Regions from separate parts of the Homo sapiens genome. Here region 1 is linked to region 2. Evidence: read pairs that join two places in POLR2A ChIA-PET (ENCODE). Cell type or tissue: MCF 10A. All regions are shown on one strand. Each heading gives the region's core, and the rest is flanking DNA. Links, peaks and the distances in the headings are about the cores only. Region 1 overlaps HLF (HLF transcription factor, PAR bZIP family member). Region 2 overlaps STXBP4 (syntaxin binding protein 4).

Region 1 (4,397 bases), core at 110-4,109, 210 kb before region 2:
CAGGCTGAGTTTAACTGTTTGCCACTATCCTTAAAATAACCCCTCATATCTTGGGGTATTGAGATTTCTGTTCTGGGTAATCTGATTACTGCATATCTAGATGATCTTGTTCATCTGGTTTGCTGCATTGATTCCCATTGGTCAGGGCCTGGTGGCATCCTTCCCCCAAACAAACCTTCGCCACTCAAATCAATTCAAGAGGCATTTATTGGGTACAAATGGACAGGCGTGCTTAACTCTTTCCATTAAGTGCAGAAGCACTTAGAGAGCAGTGATGAGACTTTCCTGCTCTACTGTCCATGCCTGGGTTCCACAGCAAAGACACCACAGCAGACTGTTACCCAGAGCTAATTAGAAAAGAAAGCATTGCTCTTCCCCACTCAAGGAATTTCTGCCAAAGCATTTATTTCTGCTGATCCATTTATGCAATTCCACTTTCTAAGAGAACATTTTGTCACAGATGATTTAGTGTTGTAGCTCCCTGAAGCATCTTTCTGTAGCATGCACTCATTGTTTTTAGGAATCTAGGGTCTCCCAGGCAAAATTTGAGAGGCAACAGGGTTTAATAGCCACAAGCCATGTCTCATTATAAGACCTCAAATTCCAAAGCATTCTTCCAAAGATCATTAAGGAAACAAATCCCAGATTAAACTTCTAAAAACGAAACTTTTACGAACCCTGTGTGACAGGGGAGCTGTGTAGTTTTTCAGGAAAGAAAATGAGATTGGATGGGTAGTGAGTTAAGAGAGTAACATTAGTTTGTAAAAGTCAGAAAAGAAGGAAAACCAACATTTTAGGAATTTCCACATTCGGTCATGGAGTCTGTACCCACCACAAGCCAATTTAACAGAAACAAATACTATAGTTTCTCCCCCAGCAGACACTCGATTCTGCCAACACTCCTGTAATTGTCTACTCTATGTAGCTGGAGGTGAAATTGCCCACCTTGACAGCTATTTTCTATTTAAGTGAACTAGATTGGGTTATGGCAACTCTTTCAGCCTTCTGAAATCTTGGCTTGATATCAGAGCACACTTCAGGGGGTGCTTGAGCAAGTCATTTCATGCACTTGACATTCAGCAGTCCAACCCCCCCCAATCCGATCCCCTCCCACAATGTCCCTTTCCTTTACTAGTACTCCCAATATGAAACACACACACACACATCCCATATCTAAGCATGATGTACAGTTCTGTTTTCAGGGAAGAAGGGAGCCACAAATACAAGGTCAGGACTCAAGAATGCAAAACTGTAATAATGACTCCTTTGTTTCCCAGGAGTAAAACTGATTTAAGCTAGCCAGAAACTTGGCTAAGTATTTTTAGCTTGATATTACTGCCCCAGGTAATCCTTACAATCAGGTACTATTTGTATCACTGAGACATTAACCTTCCCACCCCCACCCACAAACCCAAATGCACGCATGCCCACGTACACATGCGCGCGCACACACACACACACACACACACACACACACACATACACATAACATCTGGTTCAATATACTTATTTGCAAACCTAGTAAGCTGTATAAAATAGAGGCATTTAAAAGTGATGAACGTTAATGAGTTGGGTTTATTAAAATCTATTTTTCTACTCCTATGAGACCAGGCCTGCTTTTGGACTTTTAAATTCTGAACCAGTCAAATCCCTCAAACTATTTCCTTGCCAAAGAGTGTTTCCCCCAATCACCAAAATTATGGGTTTTATAAATGAAACCTAAACCCTGTGTTTTTGAATTACTTTCTCTAGATCATTAGAACATCGTGTTTTGAAAAGCTGTTTGATGTTCAAGGGAGAGTATTTATTTTCAAAATAATAAAAATAAGGAAATCCTGGCTTGCCAGAGGAAACTATTGTCAAGTTTCTAAAAATGTTTCAAATCCAACCTTGAACTCAAGTGGAAATGTTCACATGCACTTTCCTGCTGAAAAACCTTCAATGGCTCCCTATTGCCTACTGGATAAAGTTCAAGCTCTGCAGCCTGGTACTCATGAAGTTGTCAGCCTGACTGGCACCAACCTCTCTGACTCATCTCCCTGACTCCTTCATATGAATTTTCTGCACCAGCCAAATTGGATCTACACCCTGTTGCCTAAAACACCCTGTGGGCATTCCTGCCTCTATAACTTTGTGGGGCATTAACCTCTCCAATCTGGCTCTCTCACCCCTCCTTCCGGGCCCATCACAGGCTACAACTCTTCCAAGAAGCCTCGCCCCAGGCACCTTTGCCTTGAGCAAAGGCTTCTTCCTGTGAGGTCTGGCAGCTCTTATTGGCTATACTGCTCCCTTATTTATATTCATTTTCTTGATTAATCTTTCAACCTCCTCTTTTCAGCAGATATTGGAGGCCTCTATATACCCGTCATTTGACACTGAGAACATGCTAGTTTGTCCTGTCACTCATCACTTTGCCTAAAAGTCTTATCTTCCCTACTAAATCACTGTCTCTTGAAACTAGCAGCCAAATTGTACTCTTGTCTCTCTTCCTCAGGGTGCACAAATCAAAACACCAAAGCACAGAGCAAAAACAGATGCTATTTCTGGGACCATACACCTTGCTCTTCGCCTCCTAAAACCTCCTCTGTTGCTTTCTCTTTAATTTTTAATTTTAGATACAGGGTTGCACTCTGTTACCCAGGCTGGAGTGTAATGATGCAATCAAGGCTCACTGCAGCCTCGAACTCCTGGGCTCAGGCGATCCTCTTGCCTCAGCCTCCCAAGTAGCCAAGACTACAGGCACGTGCCACCATATCCAGCTAATATTTTTAAAAAAATATTTTGTAGAGATGGGTCTTGCTATGTTGCCCAGGCTGCTCTCAAACTCCTGGTTTCAAGTAATCCTCCCACATCAGCCTCCCAAAGTCCTCTGTTGTTTTCTAATCATGGTATCATTTCTTAGAGAAAAGTAACTGAACTGACTTATGGTAAAGGCTTGGCTACTATGTACAGGGCACCAAGCTGGATCTTTCTTGCACAGTAGCTTTAGAAAGCTCACAAAAACCCAACAAGGATGTTGCTTTGCAGAAGAGACAATCAAGGTTCAGAAAGATTAAGGATTTACTCATTAAAGAACCCCTTGGGGAGAGGAGGAATTATTATTCTGGAATGCTTATGTAAAGTCTTGCTTGCAAGCCGGAGGATAAACTGAACCTTCTCCTTCTGAAACACCATAACATACCTTTATGGTTTCCTTACCCCCAAGGTCACTATATTGCCTTTAAATATAATTATTAATGTCTATTGTTAAAAATTCAATGGTAGCAGTAACTGACTGATCTATTAGCAAATATGACATGGAAGAAATCTAATCAAGAACTTCTTTGGGCAGGGCACAGTGGTTTCCACCTGTAATCCCAGCACTTTGGGAGGCCAAGGTCGGTGGATTGCTTGAGCTCAGGAGCTCAAGACCAGCCTGGGAAACATAACAAAACCCTGTATCTATAGAAAATACAAAAATTAGCCAGGTGTGGTGGTGCATGCCTGTAGTCCCAGCTACTTGGGAGGCTGAGGTGGGAGGATCTATTGAGCCTGGGAGGTTGAGGTTGTGGTGAACCATGATCGCGCCACTGCTCTCTAGCCTGGGCCACAGAGCATGACCCTGTCTCAAAAAACAAACAAACAAAAAAACTTCTTCAAAATGCATTTTGTTTATTTAATCCCATGAGCCAGGAAGAATGAGTAAAGGGTACAGTTAGCTACTCAAGGTCACCTAAAATTCAAAGGCTAAGAGAAGGGCAAGCAAGACTTGGCAGAGAAGCAGGAGAGAAATCCAAATTTCTTGACCAGTGTTCTTAATTAGCTAGGAAGGGAAAAGTATCAAGACTCTTTCTGAGCCCCACGCTTGGTCCTCCCATGGGAAATGAGATTAGATGGTGGTGAAGGTGCTGCTTGCAGCAGCTGTTATTAAGCACTTGCTGTGTGCGAGGCACTGTGACAATTACTCTGCATGCATTGGCTCATATGACCTTCAACAGTCCTATGAGGCAGGTCCAATGATTATTCCAAAGTTCCGGATGAGAAACTGAAAGCTCAGAGCATTTAAATGACTTGCCTGAGATCGTGAGCAGCTAATGAGTGGCAAAGTCAGGATTCACACTCAGGCTGTTTTGTTTATTCAATTCTGTGCTCTAAAAAACATTACTGCTATATTGCCCGTATAGACTGGTGTCTCAAACACAGGACATTCTGACAGACATTGTGCATGGTGAGACAGAGGCACCTAAGTCTGAGGGAAATTTAAATTTATAGAAAAACAGTGGTTTAGTAGCTTTAGGACAAGACATTTGCTGGGGGAGGGCCAAATACTATAATCAATATTAGCTGTGACCAATATTCTCACCCACACCCATTACAGAATCAAACACAGGCCCTGTACCTCTCTAATATGTTATTTT
Region 2 (4,397 bases), core at 220-4,219:
AATTGCAGATTAAACTCTTTTCATTGAAAAATGGTACAATTCAAAAGCAACTTCCGGGGTGTTAAACATTAGAATTCATCTGAAATTTGGGACTTAAGGGAGATCTGTCTTTAAAACAGAAATATATTCCTTCCACATTAACCTTTAGAGATTTAATTAAATTGGAATCAAAATTTCATCAAATTTTGTTTTGGAGGAATTTGACCAAGAATTCTAAATTCAAAGCGAGACATAACAAGAGCTAAATAAAAAGATTCTTAAGTTGATGTCGATGAATAAATCAGTGAAAACTGGTAAGCAAATTTTGAAACAACAAGAAATAAAGAAACAAGAGGAAACATGGCCCAAGAATTTAAGGCTTTCATAAAGCAGCAATAGTTGGTACTGGCCAAAGAGGAGTTAGATAAAACAGTCATTTACCTAATAAATATTGATTGAAAAAGCAACTAGAAAGACCAGATAGCCCCATACAGACCCTATATTATGTAAGAATTTAATCTATGATAATGATGATAACACAAAATAAAAGTGGTTGCGACAACTATTTGGAAAAACAGTGTAAAGTGTAGACCCTCATCTCATACCATATATCTAACAAAATAATTTCTTAGATGAATTAAAGAAAGATATTACAGGGATCTAGGTAAATATATATCTGAAATATGACTAGGAATGAACTTAAATAAAGTTATAAAAAACGAAAAATCATAAAGACAAAGGTTTGACAACACAAAAACATTTATGTTTAAAAACTTCAAAAAAAATTAGACTGTAATCCCGGCACTTTGGGAGGCGGAGGTGGGTGGATCGCAAGGTCACGAGTTCGAGACCAGCCTGACCAACATGGTGAAACCCTGTCTCTACTAAAAGTACAAAAATTAGCCGGGCATGGTGGCGGGTGGCGGGTGGCGTGCCTGCAATCCCAGCTACTCAGGAGGCGGAGGCAGTAGAATCGCTTGAACCCGGGAGCTGGAGGTTGCAGTAGCCGAGATTGTGCCACTGCACTCCAGTCTGGGCGACAGAGCAAGACTCCATCTCAAACAAACATTAGAAAGGCAATTTGTAGACAGAGGGAAATATGCCCCAGAATTGGTAGAAATAGGGTTAATAACTACAGTGTAAAGAGATCTTATAATTACAGTAGTGAAAGGGGAAAAACAGTGATTAAGAATATGAGAGGAGGAAAGAGGAAAAAGCAGTGGTGGGAAGGGGACACAGACAAGATAAAGGGCATGTGGCAGGGGTAGCAGAATACCACTAGCAACCACATCAGGAAATCAGCTGCCTTCAATACTGAAGAACTGTGATGAAGTTCACAGTTTAATTTCAAATCCATGGTTACAGACAATCTTTGATATCTAACATGGATGACGGTTAATCAAAGCAATATTTTCAAATAGTGATTTATTTATGTGGGATTAGGCATGACTAGAGAAGTCTTGTTTTTAACCCTAAAATAGCTTGTGAATAAATCATTTAACACAATGTCATGAGTCCCATACTGAAGTAAGGGACAGAAAGTGTTTCTCACATAGTAAACTGTCAAGATAAGAGTTTTATAGTATTAACTGCCTTATCACTACTTCCTCCTTGGGTAAAATTTACTAGTTTGTCAGCCAAATTAATTTATATTGCTCTAACATTAAGAAATGCAAAATGTTCAGCTTCTAAGTAGATGTTTAAAATATACCCTTAAAGATGTTCTCTTAGCAACTGAATAATGGAATTTTAGTGATGTGTATTTGTTTTTAGTAAAGCAAAGAAAATTATGGGGAGTAATGCCTACTTTCCTATATAGATATGCCTCTAACAACTCACCAGCCACAGGGCACCTATTATGAAATGCTTTCTAGAAAGTGACGATTTTGCTCTATTTTTATTTTTGCTTACTAGATTGAGAGCTCCTTGTAGAACTGTATGTTTAGCATTCACAATGACTCCATATAAAGCACGCATTTAGAAATGTTTCTTAAATTCTCTTACCAGGTCTCCCTTATAAGTTACTATAGAGCTTATAGTACAACTGATGCCAAAGTATGACATGTGGTCCCTAAATAGCCAGAAAATAAGTGGCTCATAGTATGGAACCTAGAACTTTAACAGCATCAGTTCTAACTAGGCCAACCTACTATAGGTAATAATCAAATGAACTGGAAGGTTCCTATGAAGAATTGCAGATTCTTCCAACATTGAAAATTCTGTGATTCTAAATTGAGTTCTATATTATAAATAGGATAATAAAATTTCTCTTAGAATCATTAACATGGTAAGATCTTTTCTACAATTAAAAAGACAAACAACTATTTGGAAATGATAATTTTGAAATAGACACCTTTGTTTGCCAATGCTTGCTTAGAAGGCTACATTCACCTCTAATGAATCACTAGGTATGGTTGGTGTCTGCGCAAACAGGAATGCCAGCTGGGCTGTCCAAAAGCTATGTGCTGGTGTTCCTTCTCCAAGCTCACTGCTGTTTCTTGGTCATAGTTTAATGGTGGAGAATACAGGAGTCACTTTCTGAATCACAAAAAAGGAATTAATGTAAAAAAAATCCAACTAAGTTTGTTTAATAAGTTTCTTCAACCAGATTGCTGTCTATCACTATAAGAGCTTTATAACTTCTTTTCTCAAAGAGATTTTTAAAAATCTTTTAAAAAAGCCTTTTCCAACTTCCAGGTACACCAATCAAAGCTCATCATCATTGGTCATTAGAGAAATGCAAATCAAAACCACAATGAGATAGCATCTCACGCCAGTTAGAATGGCGATCATTAAAAAGTCAGGAAACAACAGATGCTGGAGAGGATGTGGAGAAACAGGAACACTTTTACACTGTTGGTGGGAGTGTAAATTAGTTCAACCACTGTGGAAGACAGTGTGGAGATTTCTCAAGGATCTAGAACCAGAAATACCATTTGACCCAGCAATCTCATTACTGGTTATATACCTAAAGGATTATAAATCATTCTACTATAAAGACACACACACACATGCACACATATGTTTATTGTAGCACTATTCACAATAGCAAAGACTTGGAATCAACCCAAATGCCCATCAATGATAGACTGGATAAAGAAAATGCGGCAAATATACACCAGGTAATACTATGCAGCCATAAAAAAAGGATGAGTGCATGTCCTTTGAAGGGACATGGATGAAGCTGGAAATTATCATTCTCAGCAAACTAACACAGGAACAGAAAACCAAACACTGCATGTTCTTACTCAAAAGTGGGAGTTGAACAATGAGAACACATGGACACAGAAAGGGGATCATCACACACTGGGGCCTGTCAGGGGGTCAGGGGTGAGAGGAGGGATAGCATTAGGAGAAATACCTAATGTAGATGATGGATTGATGGGTGCAGCAAACCACCATGGCACGTGTATACCTATGTAACGAACCTGCACGTTCTGCACATGTATCCCAGAACTTAAAATATATATTTAAAAAAAAAAAAGCCTTTTAAGATAATTGTAGAGATGGAGTCATGATTGGTTGCCCAGGCTGATTTTGACCTCTTGGTCTGAAGCAATCCTCCCACTTTGGCCTCCTAAAGTGCTGGGATTACAGGCATGTATAGGAGAATGCACTCTTTATCCAACCTCCCCCAGTAGTTTCATCTTGCATGACTGTAATAGACTATCACAACTAGGAAACTGACATGGATACAACCCACAACTTTATTTAGATTTAACCAGTTTTAAATGCACTCATCAATAAGAAGGAACAACCTACAGATACACACAAGAATCTAGACGAATCCCAAGGGAATTATTGCTGAGTAAAAAGAACCAATCCCAAAAGATGACATACTGTATGATTCCATTTATACAATATTCTTGAAATGACAACATTATGGAGATATAGAACAGATTAGTGTTTGCCAGGTGTTAGGGGAGCAGGTAGGATGTGGCTGTGGCAATAAAAGAATAGCATGAGGGATCTGAGTAAAGAGGGTTTTTGGTAGAAAATAAAAGCTGGCATTCTGAGGCCACAGTGACTATCTGAAATGGAAACAGGAACATTTTACTACAGCATGCTTTTAGAACAGAAAAGACTGACAAATATATGTATTTTTCTTCTTTTTCCCTCTGAAGATGAGATAGCATCTTAAAACACCTACTAGTGCTATACTGAAAAACTAGTAAAAATTTAATCACTAAAGAAAAATAAGAGAAATCACATCAATTCTGAAAATTAGAGGCTTTGCTGCTTTTTAAATGAATACACAAGAAACACAATCTTTAAAAGTGTGAAAATGTGAAAAGTACTTTAGGAATCACTTATTATTGTTGTTCCTTTTAAAGACACATTTAATTTGTTCTTGGTTTCCTTTGTTGCTTCATCTGAAAACTAAGATAGCTCACATGTCAGCTGCACTAGCTGTTACT

Evidence for each region. ChIA-PET counts read pairs that join two places held together with the same protein. Peaks named below come from ENCODE experiments on the same cell type or tissue, not always from the same donor. Only the 100,000 strongest peaks of a DNase experiment are listed, where the experiment ranks them.
Region 1: POLR2A ChIA-PET joins it to region 2 with 5 read pairs; 4 of 35 experiments call an interaction of 5 or more read pairs at or near these places.

The regions. Positions count from the first base shown.
Region 1 is chr17:55,274,325-55,278,721 of GRCh38, reverse strand. The region is part of intron 2 of HLF (HLF transcription factor, PAR bZIP family member); the gene reads right to left. Among named protein-coding and RNA genes, the nearest start is that of HLF, 12 kb to the right of the region's middle. In MCF 10A, for the core only: no CTCF peak of the experiment used is centred there; a DNase peak (open chromatin) is centred at 2,101.
Region 2 is chr17:55,061,154-55,065,550 of GRCh38, reverse strand. All of the region lies in intron 12 of STXBP4 (syntaxin binding protein 4), which reads right to left. Among named protein-coding and RNA genes, the nearest start is that of STXBP4, 95 kb to the right of the region's middle. In MCF 10A, for the core only: no CTCF peak of the experiment used is centred there; no DNase peak of the experiment used is centred there.